Regions from separate parts of the Homo sapiens genome. Here region 1 is linked to region 2. Evidence: chromatin loops called from intact Hi-C (ENCODE). Cell type or tissue: dorsolateral prefrontal cortex. All regions are shown on one strand. Each heading gives the region's core, and the rest is flanking DNA. Links, peaks and the distances in the headings are about the cores only.

The links. Hi-C counts contacts between places; a loop is a spot of excess contacts. Peaks named below come from ENCODE experiments on the same cell type or tissue, not always from the same donor. Only the 100,000 strongest peaks of a DNase experiment are listed, where the experiment ranks them.
Region 1: it touches region 2 in a loop (10-fold over the local background); 1 of 110 quality-filtered maps calls a loop at or near these places.

What each region holds. Positions count from the first base shown.
Region 1 is chr2:14,674,511-14,682,501 of GRCh38, reverse strand. No RefSeq gene overlaps it. Among named protein-coding and RNA genes, the nearest start is that of LRATD1, 46 kb to the right of the region's middle. In dorsolateral prefrontal cortex, for the core only: no CTCF peak of the experiment used is centred there; no DNase peak of the experiment used is centred there.
Region 2 is chr2:14,753,800-14,761,790 of GRCh38, reverse strand. No RefSeq gene overlaps it. Among named protein-coding and RNA genes, the nearest start is that of LRATD1, 130 kb to the right of the region's middle. In dorsolateral prefrontal cortex, for the core only: no CTCF peak of the experiment used is centred there; a DNase peak (open chromatin) is centred at 4,537; H3K27ac peaks cover 672 bases.

The sequences.
Region 1 (7,991 bases), core at 1,115-6,114, 79 kb after region 2:
CCCTGACTAGTATAGGAGTATAGTTGTTCACTATTACAAAAGTGAAAGGAGTGTCTGTGGGTATAGACTGGGGTGATATTTCAAGGCTATGTACGTTTATGATAGTTCTAGTATGTTTAAAGCTGCCACCCATTCAAACAGATCAACACTCATGCTTATCAGTTATTAAAACTCTGTGAAATCATAGTTAGTTATAGCTATTGGGTAAGTTTATAGTTTGGGGGGTTGGAGAAGGTAGGCACTTCTTGTGGTAGTTCTGTTTGTTAGTGAAATAATCAGTGAATGTCAGCAGCTGAGAGGGAAGAAGTACTAGAATATTTTAAGATTTGAGGAAGTAAGATAAAGTCGCAATAGTGACCCTAGAGAACGAGAGAGTGAATGAAAATGTATTTGCATTTGGGAGAAACATTGAAAGCACACTTGAAATTTGTGATCATAAATTAAAATTGAGATCCATAGGCACAAAAGGCATATTTTTGTGTTTTAAATCTAGTTTTATTTAGCTCCTTAAATGTGGGTATAAAGTAGAGTGAGAGTTGGGTTTAACCAGGGTTGGCATGTTGCAAGGATAGAGAGAGAGGTACAGGAGAGTTGAGGGTTATAATGATGGACCAGAAATCAAAACCAGAAGTGAGGTCACTTATCATAGTGAAAAGGTGATAGGGCTTTGACCTTTTGCAGGGATCGTAGAACTTTTGGAGTCACGTGACTAAAAGAAATATGGGTGAAAGATAAGTGGATGCAGATTGGGTCACTTAAAAGAGAAAATTTTGAAGAAATATGTTATCAACAATGAAAATGGCTAAGGGAATGACAATAGGAGTGAGTGATAAATGGAGTAGAAGTGCAGTTTTAGGGGTAAGAAATTGAGAGACCAGTTTGTCGGTTTTATCATTTACTTGGATTTTGAAATCATCATGAATGAAGGTAGAAATGGAGGTGGTGAGGCAGAGAGTGACCCACAAGTCTTCAATGGATAAATGGTAGTGAACATGGTCATCCATGGATGACCTCCTAGGGAAGTACAGTAAGTGAGGCCATTTGCAACAAAGGAGCCAGGGGATTTCAGGCAAGCTGAAGGAACAAAATCAGGAAACGTTAACGGGGAGCCTGGAGAAAGTTTAATCTTAACTCCAAATCCTGTAATAAGTAGGGTGTAGGGGAGAAACAATACCAGTAGCTACTTAGGACCAAGGGTCTAGAATTCCTCATTCAATGTGCTCAGTGAACTGCAGAGAATAAGCCAAAAGTTTGAAATTGCACAAACTCAGGCTCAAACCCCAGCCCCTCTAGTCACTAACGGTGGACAAGTTACTTAGTAATCTCACTGAGCACAGGCTCTGTGACCGCCAAAATGGATGGAGGTGAAATGAGAAAATGTGTAGGGAACTGCACCCCACATTGTGAGGCCCACTATCAATGGGAGAAATTAATCAATGGAGTTCTCCTCCTGCCTGCCCAAACACTGTTCTTAGTCACAGTTCAGGCCTCTCTCATTTTTTTGATGTATACGTTATTTGTGCATTTGATCATTCAAATGATTTACTTAACCTATTTTAAGCTGGGTCGTGTGAAGATGAATAAAGTTTAAATCTTCAAGTCCCTTCAAGGTGGGGACCCTGTTTTTGATTATTATAACCCCTGATGTGTGTGTAACCATTTACAAAACATCTTCATGTATATCACTTCATCTAACCTCTATGTTACAGCTTTGGAAAAGGAGTTCAGAGTCTGACTTGCCCACAGTGATGACATGTAATGAACCTGGGATTCCGTCGCAGGGTCCTGACTCCCCAGCCACTTCTCTTGCCCCTGGGAATATGGCTATTTATGTGTGTTTTACAAACATAGACTCCTGCCTTATGCATTTGCCTTCTCTCTATGCTTATTTGTGGGGAACTTGATCAGTCCAAGAAACAAGTTCAGCCCTTGGAAGTCTTTGGAGAGAAGTAGCAGAAAACAATGGTGCTCAATCAGATGGAGTTGGTGAGATTATGTGTGAAAAAGCTTTGTGAGCTGAAATGTATTATGAAAATGTAAGGTGGATTTACTTTATTTTATTTTAATTTTTATTTTAAGTTCTGGGATACATGTGCAGAAAGGGCAGGTTTTTTACATAGGTACACATGTGCCATGGTGGTTTGCTGCACCCATCAACCCATCATTCAGGTTTTAAGCCCCGCATGCATTAGGTATTTGTCCTAATGCTCTCCCTCCCTTTGCCCTCCACCCCCTGACAGGCCCCAGTGTGTGATGTTCCAGGTAGATCTTTTTATAGACATGATAGCGGAGGTTAGAAAAATCCAAACCAAACTAACTGGGTAACTTGGAGACACTCTCTTACCCTCCATTTTCTCTGTATAAAATGAAATCAATAATACATTCCCTGTAGGGTTGTCGTGTGGCTCAAATATAATGGACAAGAATATTCTTTTAAAATTGAAAAGTGATTTATCAAAAAATGGACCTTAATAGTTCTGCACTTTAAGAGAAGCAGCCTCCAGACTGTCATACCCAGGGAGCTTGAAGCGACATGTGGTACATGTGGTGGGCAAGTTCTGGAGGAGCTTTCAGAGCACATAGCCCCCCTTGGGACCCCTGCAGATACACTATGTTGGTGGCTATCCAGAGAAGAATGATTCCTCCTGAACACTGATGACAAGTGCTAAGAGATGCAAATCGGCAGGGGCAGATTTGGCCTCCAGGGAGCCTAACTACAGCTTCTGCAATAAACGGCACTATGCCCCATGTTCTCTCTTCTCTCCTGTCTATTTGATAACTCCATTCACACAAAGAGGTAAAAGACTGATAGAAATTCAAGACTGGATTTGTCCATAGAGGATCTGTGCTTCACTGTGGGATACAGCCTTGATTTAAATTATTGCTCCTCTAAATGTAGACTTGAATTCATAAGGGATTAACATCAAAAGAGACATTTTGAGGAGGGGTTGGGGGAGAGTGAAGAGACTTCTGGGATCCCTGAAACTGTATCACTCATCCTGCCTTTCCATGGTGCTGTCTCCATCACACAGCACGGATGGGAAGGGTACACAGCAGATTCTCAATAAATAAAAACTGTATTCATTCTTAATAAATCTTTATTTATAATCTGTAAAGAACTCTCAATAAAAGAATCACCTTTGCTGTTGATTGAGCTAATGAAACATGTTTCCAGGGTCATTGAAAAGTAGCTTGGTAAAATTCAGGACACGATCCCTGTTGTAAGTCCACTGAATGGCTCACTGCTGGATTTTATGTCCTGTATCCTATAACAAAGTGGTCATTTCATTTTCTTTGTAAATAACTTAAATATCTTTAATTCACTTCTAGAGCATATTGCACATTACGTCTTTAAAAGTCTTTTGCATTTATTGTTCTTTTTTTCTGGCTGCTTTTATGACTAAGCACAGGCCACCCAACACATTGATGCAGGATGTTGGAGAACAGTTTTAATTTTTTTTCCCTGTCTTCATTTCCTCACTTGGAGGCTAAATTTAACTTTCTCTTCCCAATACTCTGCTGTACACAGTTGAGCTTGGCACTTTTGCTGAAAACTATGAGTCATTTTTCATAAACAGGGATTGTCATAAGTACTTGATTCACATTATAACAACAACAAATACAGAAAAAGGCCCAAACTGAATAAGTTCCAAATTTTCAGATGTTCTACAAAAATAGGGGGTGGGGTGAATCACTGTCTTTGGAGAAGATTCTTGGCTCTGTAGGTCTCATGATTTTTAATGTGTAAAATTTGTAGGATAATAGGAGTATAATAGCTATATAGCCAGCCTCACAAAAACCATCTCATGGTTATTAGGCAATATTATTTGCAGGTGTGGCAATATTCTTCTACTGTTTTTGAAAATATATGTAGCTGTTAGTAGAGTCTATTTTATTTTATAGGTTATTTAAATCATTATACTTTTTAAATGAATTATTTTTTAGACAAGAACATCATATACACAGTGGTGAAGTTAGAATGTTTTAAGTATAAGTAGGACAATATTCAGTAGAGTAGACAATTTAATAAAGCAGCCAGACAAGACCAAGTTCAGACTGTGTTGGGGAATTATCCTTCACTGGGAATGTGAAAGTTTGATAAATAAATAAAAACATTTATTTATTATGTGAACTATAAACTCATATAGCTCCTTATCTGTATAAGAGTAGATAACCTAGGGAATGAGACTTCACCAACTGATTGGACAGAGTCAGATTACAAGGAGAATTCAATCAATCAAAATTTAACCAATCCTATGGGGGTTTCGTACCACCGAATCAGAGTGCAGTGATCAACTATGGTACGAGCAGGAAGCTACCGTGGTATTTTAGAGGTAACAAAGGTAGGGAATGGTTGCAGATTTACCTATGGAATGTAACTGATTTATGAATAAACAATGTAATATTATATGGCAGAAACCATGAGCTGCTTATCCAAAACCTACTCTCTCTTTTCTTAGCAATAGAACCCTGATACACAGAGCAGCAATGTACCCAACTAAAACGTCTTCCAACTGAACCAAATCCCTTTAAACTGCTCTCCAAAAGTCCCACTCTTTGGTTGCTACTCACATATGGATATCTCTCAGTTGCAAAGAAAGTCAGGAAATACAGTCTTTTAAGTTCACATATTATAAAGTGGGAGAGGACATCGAAATCACACAGCCAAATATTCAATTTTATAAGTTGAGAAACTGAGACCTAGAAAACAAAAGCCACATTTCCTGGCTTTTTTTTGTAGCTACAGAATGGTAATGTTATATATCTGGTGATAGTGAAATGGGGATTTTGGCCTTAGCCTCTTTCCATCCTTCTTTCTTCAAATCTAAATACAATAGCTGGAGCTCCAGCAGCTATCTTTTTACCATGAGGCATCCTTGAACATGAAAGCCCCTTGCTAAAGATGGCAGACTAGAAAAGGAAAGGTTTCAGTCTCTCTGGGAATGTCAGGCAGCCTTACCAGCCATAAAACACCTGCATCTTAACTTATTTTATAAATTTCTATCTTTTACAGTCAATGTTTCGTAAGGTTTTCTTATTTTAAATGCAGCTGAACCCATCTGAACTGACACATAGCCATGAATACAGTGAGTGAGAGAAAAAACAAGGTAAATATTTAAATTTATATTTAAATAAAAAGGTAGATGGGAGATCTCAGAAGAATGCTCTGCTCCAGTTCTTAGAGAGAAAGAACAAAAACAAAACAAAACAAAACAGAAAAAGCTTATAAAAATCAAAAGGAGCTCTCCATGGTCCTGCCTTGGGAATTTAGGGTGGTGGGAACTTAAAAGTAATGGTGTTTATTTGGCACTTAGTGTTTTCTGTGTCCACTTTTTCCATGGGAATTTCTTGTGGAGGAGCGCTGGTCAAAGACAATTTTTAACAATAGCTACATTATTGAATACACATTTTGTAGAAAAACAAATACAGTGACCTTGCAGATAGAGGACTATGATTCATGATCTTTACAGCAAAGACAATCTGAGTGCCAGAAATTAAAAGTGTATTACTCCTGGTCATAATGTTAATAAGTAATAGATGTAAAATTCAAACCCAGATGTGCATGACTCTGTAATCTGTTAACAAGTTATCAGAGTATATCATTGATAAATCTGTCATTTATTATATAACTACTAGGCCCAGTAATGCATCAGACACTGTACAATGATTTTTAAGAATCCTGAGAGCAATATTGTAGATAATAAAACTGTAGACCACAGAGATTAGGTGATTTCATCAAAGTTAAGTGGACAGTATGTGGGAGAGGTATGATTCAAATTAAGCCCTTGCTAACTCTGAGATTGGGACTGGGGTCTTGGATTTGAGGCAGACACCTAGATGTGGCAACTGTGTGGCATTCTGGTAAGATAAGAAGGACATGTCCACTGGTGCTGAATCCACTATGCAGAATTAGAGGTGTTTGCATGCTGTCTGCTTGGAAAAGCTGTGCAGGAGAAGAGCACAGGTGATATCAATTAGGAGAGAAGAGAGGAGCTTATCTTTGTGTGTGTGTGACAGATATCACAAAAGCTCTGTGTAGAAGAGATCTCCTGGGTTGAAAATCCTAGAGAAGAGAGCCCCTGAGATCTATAGCCAGGTGGCACTCCTCAGCCTCAGCAAGGTGCTCTTAGGGAAAGGACCATCTTGGTCTCCCATTCTGAAGTCCATTTTCTAGTCTTTACAAAGTGTTCAAAATAAATTTGAAAGCTGCTTGAATAATGTGAATAAATAGGCACTTACTGATAGATAGAAATCTGTATTATACTGCAGAAATAGCACTGGAGTGGGAGTTAAGAAACCTCCTTCTGCTCCCAGTTTGCCATTTATTTCCAATGTGACCTTGGACAACTCACTTTTCTCTGGGTCTCAGTTTCTCTATTTGTAAAATAAGACATTATTGGATGAGATGACCACTCCTCCCAGTTTCCCCAGGACTGTTCCAGCTCTAAAATTGAAAGTCCCACTGCGTGGCAGCCCCCTCACAGGGAAAACCAGAATGATTGGTCCCCCTAACATTAAGGTTATGTGATGTGGATGTTCTCTTCCCTCTCTGGTCTCGAGTTTCCTATCTGAAAATTCTGGACTTGGATTTACTGAAGAGGACGGAGGCCTGGGGTGACCAACCATCCTGGTTTCCTGGGAGTGATTCCAGTTTTAGCTCTGAAAGTCTCATGTTCTGGGAAACCCCTCAGTCCTGGGCATACTGGGACATTTGGCTAGCCTAAGGGCAAGGAGCCTTCCAGCTCTGCCCTCCCAGATGTGGAGCTGGCCTAATTTATGATGCAGGCCCAGCCAGATGCACTATAGTAGGCTTGACCTGACCTAACTGGCCTAATTAGCTACTGCCTCTCAAAACATTGTGAGCAGAAGGCTGGGCTGAGCTGGTTAAGAGGCTCACAATTAATACCCTCAAAGGTTCATTTTCCGAGGCAAATCTATACAAAGCTGTATAATACCACAACAATCAAACCAATGCCCTGATTTCACACATGTGTTTACCCAGGAAAAAAGCTCAGGCAGTATTCTAATGAGAGGCTTTATGCTAAGAAAGAGCATAAAGACTGACCTTTGATTATTATACAAGTTTAATTATTTATTTATTTTTGAAGCTAATTTTATGATTCTTAACCAAGTGGCTGATATTGTGAAGGGGAGTTGCATTAGCACTTCCAGGACAGGGATCAGTATTGGCAAACTGGCTACCTTTAGAATTCCTTGGGGATGCAGTAGGAATAGCCTTGGATTTGGGGCAGAAAAGCAGGGATAATATACTGGCTCCACAAATTATTCAGCTTGTACCACTCAGTTGTTGTCTTTGGGCCTGAGTTCAATGGCCCTCAATACCCATCTGCCTATAGTGATGATAGTGTTGCTACGGTAGACTGTTTTATTGTTAAAAATATTCCCTGCTCTTCCCTGGAGCAGGGGCGGGGGGGTAGTCCTTGTGTGAAGAAAATCCTTTTCACCACCACTGCCATCAGGCTTAGCTGTGTGATGTGCTTTGTCCAGTGGAGTATGAGCAGAAGCTTTGGAAGGCAGCACCTGCTTTGTATCTCTGTTTTGCAGCTGCTGCAACATCTCTTTCTCTCTTGCATCTCTCTGCAACAAAGCCAGTGTATCAGTTTGTTGGGGTTGCCTAACAAAGCACCACACACTGGGTGGCTTAAACAAGAGAAATTTATTGTTTCATACTTCTGGGGGCTACAAATCAAAATTCAAGGTGTTTGCAGGTTTTTTTCTTTTTTCTTAAGGCTGTGAGAGAGAATGTTCCATGATTCTTCCATAACTTCTGGTGGTTTGCTGACAATCTTTGGCATTTCCTGGCTTGCAGAAGCATCATCCTAATCTCTGCCTTCATCTTCACAAGATGTCCTCCCTGTGCCCATATCTGTCTTTATGTCTGAATTTCTCCTTCTTATTAGGGCAATGGTCAAATTCAGTTAGAGGTTCACCCTAATGACCTCATCTTCACCTGATCAACTAAATATTCT
Region 2 (7,991 bases), core at 1,435-6,434:
CACATTTGGAATGGGGTCTCAGGGCTGCCTCTGCCTGACATGCAGTTTATCTCTGTGGAAAGTCCTCATTTTCGTATTGATAGCAGTGCCCTGAAGCACATCTGAAGTCCTTCAGGTCCTTAGAGGAGAGAGGAAGTCTCAGGGAGAGTCCTCAACATTCTGGTTTTCTGTCTGAGGCCCTGCCACTCACTGATGCTTCCACCTTAGCACATCCCAGGCTATGCCTGGCTGTGGCCTTCACCGGTAGCTTTTGAGATAGGACCACCAGAATCCACTAGGAACAGCATCAACGTTAGATAAAGCAGAAATAACAAGCCTCACATTTTACAGCACTTTTCCATTTGCAACGCACATACACATCTTTTTATCTCATTAATCCTCACAACAAACCTGTGCGGTGGATGTCATTACCCACATGTTACAGATGATGAGATTGACGCCGAGAGAGATAAAGTACTCTGCTCAATCACGGCTAATGAATCACAGGGCTGAGCAGACACCCACGGGTTCTGATTTCAGACCTGCTGCTCTTTCCACAGTGCACATTAACCCGCCACATTCTCACAAGAGCCCTGCTGAAGCAGGTGTTTCACACTCACTCTCAGATGGCAGACTGAAGGTGGAAGCGGCAAGCCCGAAGTCATACAGTGAGCAAGTGGGGAGGTCGGGATTCAAACCCACTTATCTCCAATTCTAAGGTCAGCTGCTCTTTTATTTCATGATTCTATCATTTTCTTTGAAGGCTAGAATCATAAATTGTGTTTCTCAAACATTTTTGACATCAACCTATGGTAAGAAACTATCATGGTTCAATGCATTCACACACACACACACACACACACACACACACAAAAACAAAACAAAAGCATTTCAAACTGATGACTCTACTGTCATCCATGCTGTTCTAATCCTTTCATTTACAAAATGCTGGTTATGACCCATTAAATTTTTTCAAATTTGAAACAAATTTTCATAACCCACTGAAGGCCACAACTAATGCAGTTTGACAACCACTCTTCAGAATGCTCAAATATTCATTTTTGGTATACTATCTGGTATATATATAAAATACTGGTATATAAAATACTTTGATATATATTTATTATATATATACACTTTGGTATATATATTTTATATATATATTTGGTATATATATATTTTATATATATTTGGTATATATATATTATATATATATTTGGTATATATATTTTATATATATATACTTTGGTATATAGATAATATATATATATACTTTGGTATATATATATTATATATATATATATAAAATACTAGGTCGAAATCACAAATGTGGAGACTAAAACAAATTCGTTGGTGGTAACCATGAGCTTGACCAGCTTGGGCACTGCTGTCTGGTTCCACCTGCTTTTCTCTGGCCCCTGGGGTCGCCTCAGGCTCCCGGCCACCTCTGAGGCCGCAGTGGGGCTGTCAGACTGGCAGTGAGGCCAGCAGCCCCGGGATCCCCGGTAATGAATGCATTCTTCACCGCTTACCCTTTCCTGACTACCGTGAACAGTAATAAAAATGTGGGCAAACAGAGAGAGTTTAGTGTGTTTATTGCTGCTATTGAGAAAATAATGTGATAATAAACAGGGCCAGTAATGGAAATTGCTTCTAAGAATAAAATTATGTTATTATGAGTTACACACAGCCATTGGAAAGCATTTCGTCTCTCCAAGTGGGAGCTGCCTGGCTGCTTGGAGCTGTTCCGGGGCCTCCCTCCTGGGACCATGATCCTTGCTCCACTTGCCAATTTGAACTTTTAGCCTCATTGACTTCTTGGCTTTGCTGATCTTTGGAAACCAGGTGGCTTGGGGGGCATTGCATTTTAATTAGTGCATTTAATCCCCTGGCTGGTGTGTTGAAGTCTGTTACCTTCCTTCTCAGAGTGTCATTAGGTCTGGATGAGGAAACTCTTCTTCAGTATATGATGAAGGAATTAACTGAGAGCAGAGTTTAAATGCTCTACGTGGAGGAGAATCAGGTTTGACATCAGCTAATAGCCAATCCTGCCATTAACACAGGCATAGGAGTAAAATTAAGCCTTGAGAGCTTAACTCCTGTACTAATTAGAAAGAAAATGACAGAAAAAATATCAGGCTTGAAGAGCTGCGTTGACTTTGATGATGCCCAGGCATTTGCAGGCTAGGCACAGAATGCCCTTGAAACCTTTTCTTTACACTCCATGCATCATTTTACCTTATATTCCTTTGTAAAAATCATGTTTGCTCACATTCACCTTTCTACTGGGAATCTTTCCACTTTCAGCTTCACCTGTCAAAATCTTGCTCATTCTTCAATGTCCATCCCAAATGTGATGTCCTAGAGGAGGCCATGCTAACCCCCATGGAGCAATTCCTTCCTGTGTCATTCCCACATACCAAGGACCCTCTGTTAGGGAACTTGTCGTGGCCTTCTGAGTATCAAGCTAATTGCATTACGTCCCTTGTCAGATCATAAGCTTGTCAGTTCAAACTCTGGTCCTGAGTCATCTCTGTTCCCTTTACAGAGGCTGGCTCAGGCTACGTCAGAAGCCAGCTGGGTGTGTGGTAGGGCAGCTGATCTAAATCAAATGTAATTAACTATAGCATCTCTATTATGCTTGATGGGGTTCGGGCTGGGGCTAGGGTAAGGCAAGAGAGGCACCTAGCATGCGAAATCTACAGAAGCACTTGCAGGACTCTGAGAGCATCTCCTTAAATTTTACACCCTAGGCATCTCTCTTGCCTTACCCCAATCCTGGCTTTGGTGAGTGAAGTGGGAAAAGCATGGCAGTCTCCCTTGAAGAGGCATTTGCTGGACTCCTTTTGCAATGATGGTGTACTCTTCTATTGTGAGGATTCTTATAATCAATTGAGAAGAGCCCCCTTGCCTCTGCTGTTGTTCTCTTATAGGTGTACTTCTGCAGCTTCCCTCCTTATCCTAATCCCATGGGGTGGAAGGTAGTCAATTAGTCAGGTCCAGGTTTGGCAAGGGCTTTGGACTTCATTCCTAGTGGAATTGAAACACTTCACAGTTGCTGACCAGGAAGGCAACATGATTTGATTTGCATTTTCAAAGATCACTCTGGCTTATGTGTAGCCTGGATTGTTCACGACCCAGAATTCTGCGTAGCACTATCCACCCCCCACATATGTAACTACCTCTTTTAGACAAAACACAAATGTTTGTAACATACAGAGTGTGTAGAGAACTCCTCAGTTTGTAGATATTCATGTATTTTTTTTCTTGGCTAGAAACTTACCTTTAACTTGTAAAAAAGGTTCTGATTTTTGTTTGGAGCAAACATTTATGATGCTCTTAATAAGAGTTGTAAATTGTCTCCTTTTCCTCCTCATTGGTCATCAAGTTCATAGCACTTCCATGCTGTTTTACATGCACACGTTAAGTATTTTGGTTTTGGCTGTGCCCTTTCCCAAGAAAATTAAATGTACGTCAAGTGGCTGTAGGAGCAGGTGCCATTTCTTTGGATTTCTCACAGAGGAAAACATGTTATATATGGGTGTTCAATTTTATTTGATGTTTGGAATAGCAAACATCTTTAGGGACAAGAACAAACTTTCACAGACCTTGAACATTATCCAATATAAAATCCCCTCTTGGGGACTGTGATCTCTGGATCTTACTGCAGCCACAGTGGGGAGCCAGCAGAGATGGGTTTGGATGCCCTCCTGAATATGTTCCCCCTTCATAATCGCCTTCTGTAAACACCTCAACCCCCAATCTTCTTTTCTTTCTCTTTTGGTCTAAGAAAGTAAGTTGAGCAAAGCAAAACTGAGTTATTTGGGTGGTAAGAGAGGAGTAAGGGGAACAAAAGGCATATGTTTTGTGTGTGCATGTGTTTTAATTTCTTTCTGTGATGGAGATGAGTTTACCAAAGGGTGAGGCTTCTACTCTAAGATAGTGGTTATCTAACCAGGTTGACATGATCACCTGGGGAATTGGTTGAAAGGACAGTCCCAGTTGGTTATGGGATTGAATTGTGTACCCTCCAAATTCTTATGTTGAAGTTCTTCTAACCCCCAGAACGTCAGATGTGACCTTGTTTGGAAATAGGGTCTTTGCAGATATAATTAGGAAAGTTAGTTTACGGTCACACTAGATTTAACTCAGCATGACTGGTGTCCCCAGAAATAGGAAATTTGGAGACAGGCATGCACTCAGGGACAATGCTTTGTAAAGACCAAGGCAGTCATCATGGTGTTAGAGCAGAAGCCAGTGATGCCAAAGACCGCCGTGACCACGGTGAGGGGAGAGGCCTGCGGGATGAGGGGAGAGGCCTGTGGCAGAGGCTTTCTCACAGCCTCAGGAGGAAATGAGCTGCAGACATCTTGATCTCAGGCTTCCCGCCTCCAGAACTGCGAGACAGGTTTCTGCTTTGAAAGCCTCCCAGGGTATGGTGCTTTGTTTCAGCAGCCCCAGCAAATCCATACACCCTGAGCACAATCTCTGAGGCCAACCATCTGAACTCTTCAGGAGCCCTTCAGTGGCATATGAGGATGGGGTCGGGGGTGGTGTCCATTCCTTCTGCCCTGGCTGCTGTTCCCAGGCAGCTGCAGACACCCTCACATTGGAGCTTCTGCATCCTCCCTGACTCACTCAGTGTTTTCAGAGGTCTTGTGGGATGTGTGGACATGTTGCAACCAGCAGATGAGTCAGTCAGTCAAGATGAGATTGTTCACTCATTAAAATAGACTTCGTTGACATTCCTCTGGTTACCAAGAAAAAAAAAATGCTTGTGTACCATCCTACTACATAATGTCATGTACGAAAAAGCAAACGTACCACTTTGTTCTCAGCACCCAGTTTCCAAAGTTTGGTAAAGACAGTAGTATTTCTAATTTCAAAGAATTTGAATGTACTTTGAAAACTTATGGCTTCCTGGGTTGCTAGTTAACAACAAATGCCCATCAATCAATGACTGAGTGGATAAAGAAACTGTGGTATGTATATATGATGGAATACCACTCAGCCATAAAAAGGAATAGATTAACAGAATTTGCAATGACCTAGATGAGATTGGAGACTATTATTCTAAGTGAGGTAACTCAGGAATGGAAAACCAAACATTGTGTGTTCTTACTGATATGTGGGAGCTCAGCTATGAGGACACAAAGGCAAAAAGAAACTGCTCTTCATTTTAAAATGTCTACTAAGGCATTTAGTATTCTTTCTGACAAACAAGTCCCACCAGGCCCACTTTTGTTTCCTGTAGGACTCAGTAAGCAAAGGAGACAAACTTCTTCCCAGACAAGGCCAGTTAACAGTGTATACATAGAAACCGAAAGCTGGAGGGAGCTTTTAATTTTTCTTCTGGCCAATCTGACCTCTGAGACCAGGCTACTTGTCCGACAGCACTGGCTTTGCCATAGTTATCATTGCAGAGTCTTTTTTCGTAAGTCTGTCTCAGCACATTTCAGCATTCTTTGACTCACCCTTTAGGCTGGAATTTATCAGACTAGTTCTGAGCCCAAAGGTGATTTTTTTTTTTCTGCTAAAAGTTTGGTAAATTTCTGCCCAGCCATTTTTATCCTGCTGAAGCATGAAACAGAGTTATCATGTTCTGAAAATTGTTTAGATGCTTTCCACCCACCTCCAGCCACATAACAGGAGCTGTTTTCCCTTTTCTTAAGCAAAAATTTTCCATGGCCTCTTCTGAGTACAAGAACTGCCTCACTGTGACACTGGGAGATTTTTTTCCCTTGCCTGAAGCAGCCCAGGAGAAGGCGCATGGGCTTGGTAAAAGGTAGGCTTGAGTTTGAGTCTCACTTTTCCAATCACTAGTTGTGTGATCTTGGGCAAGTTATTTAACCTTTTAAAGCTTGGCTTTCCTTACTTATAAAATTGAATAATAAACACTTTTCAGACTGATCTTGAGTATTCGAGTTTATATATGTAAAACGACTCAGGATGTGGTTCTCAAACCTGTATGCCTGGAGAGCTGTTTTATGTTTCTGTTTTTGTTTTAATGGACTTTATTTTTCAGAGCAGTTTTAGGCTCACAGCAAAATTAGGTGGAAGGTGCAGAGATTTCCCACACACTCTCTGCCTCTACACATGTACAGCCTCCCCAGCTATCAACAACCCCCACCAGTGTGCACTTTTGTTGCAATGGATGGACCTACACTGTCACACCATTATTACCTACAGTTCATAGTTTACATCAGGGTTCATGTTAATGTTAATGTTCTGTGGGTTTAGACAAACATATAATGACATGTATCTACAGTATAGTATCATACAGAGTATTTTCACTGCTCTACAAATTTCCTATGCTTCACCTGTTTATCTCTCCCCACAAATCTGGCAACCACTGATCTTTTTACTGTCTCCATAGTTTTGCCTCTTCCAGAATGTTGCAGTTGGAATTATATAGTACGCAGCCTTTTCAGATTGACTTCTTTCACTTAGTAACGTGTATTTTTGTTTCCTCCATGTCTTCTCATGGCTGGAAAATTCATTTCTTTGTAGCCCTGACTAACATTCCATTGTCTTGATATACCATAGCTTATTTATCCATTCACCTACTGTAGGACATCTTGGTTGCTTTTGAAGTTTGGCCATTATTCATAACACTGATATATATATCCACATGCAGGTTTTTGTGTGGATATAAACTTTCAGTTCCTTTGGGTAAATACTAAGGAGCATTAATGCTGGATTATATGGTAAGAGTATGCTTAGTTTTGTGAGAAACTACCAAAGTGTCTTCCAAAGTGACTGTACCATTTTGCATTCCCACCTGCAATGAACCTGAATTCCTGTTGTTCTGTATCCTCACTAGCATTTGGTGTTATGCTCTGGATTCTGGTCATTCTAATAGGCATGTAATGGTATGTCGCTGTTGTTTTAATTTGCATTTCCCCGATGACATATGATGTGGAGCATCTTTTCACATGCTTATTTGCCATCTGTCTGTCTTCTCTGGTGAAGTGTCTGTTAAGGTCTTGGTTGGTTGTTTTCTTATTGTTAAGTTTTAAAATTTCTTTGTATTTTTGGTCAACAGTCTTTTATCAGATATGTCTTGCAAATATTTTCTCTCAGTCTGTGGCTTGTCTTTTCATTCTTTTGACAGTGTCTTTTGTGAAACTGAAATGTTTAATTTTAATAAAGTTTAGCTTATCATTTCTTTCTCTCATGGATCAGGCCTTTGGTGTTGTATCTAAAAAGTCATCACCATACCCAAGGTCACCTAGATTTTCTGTTAGGTTATCTCACTAGGGGAGCTTTTAAAACAAAACTGCCCTAGACAAGATGAATTTCATTTTCTGGGTAGTGAGGCTACACATCTGAATAATTTTTAAATGCCCCGAGACTCAAGCTCTGTGAAGGTTAAGGACTAGTGGGTGTAATAAAGATGAACTTCAGAAGCGTTATGCTAAACAAGAGAAGCCATATAAAAAAGACCACATTCAGTATGATTCCATACATGTAATATTCTAGAAATGAAAAACTAGTGACAGAAATCACATCAGTGGTTGTTGGGGCCAGAGTTGGGGAAAGAGATTAATGTAAATATACATGGGGAAATGTTTTGGGGTAAAAATGTTTATAAATTGATTTGTTAATACTCATTTACCTATATATCTCAAAAAGGTAAATTTTATTGTATGCAAATTGTGTCTCAATTAAAAAATGAGCTAGTAGGATAGGTTCTCCGTAGCCATTGTTTTGATAACGATGATGATGATGTAGCAGGAAGAAGGTAGCAGGTGTTTGAAAACAATTTCCAAAGGTGGTAATTTTGATGAGGACCAGGTTGAAACTCCTGAGGCATTACAAGATAGATAGCTATAAATCCATAATTTGAAATGTGCACATTAAAATGAATGCTATTTGACATGCTTTTAGTTCCAGATGTTCAGGTAAGCATGTCAAATGGGGCTTGCTGACTCTTTCACTGCTAATGAAGAATAAATATCAGATGACTGGAAGGAGTGTTAACTTGAAGATGAACACTGGGGATGTATTTG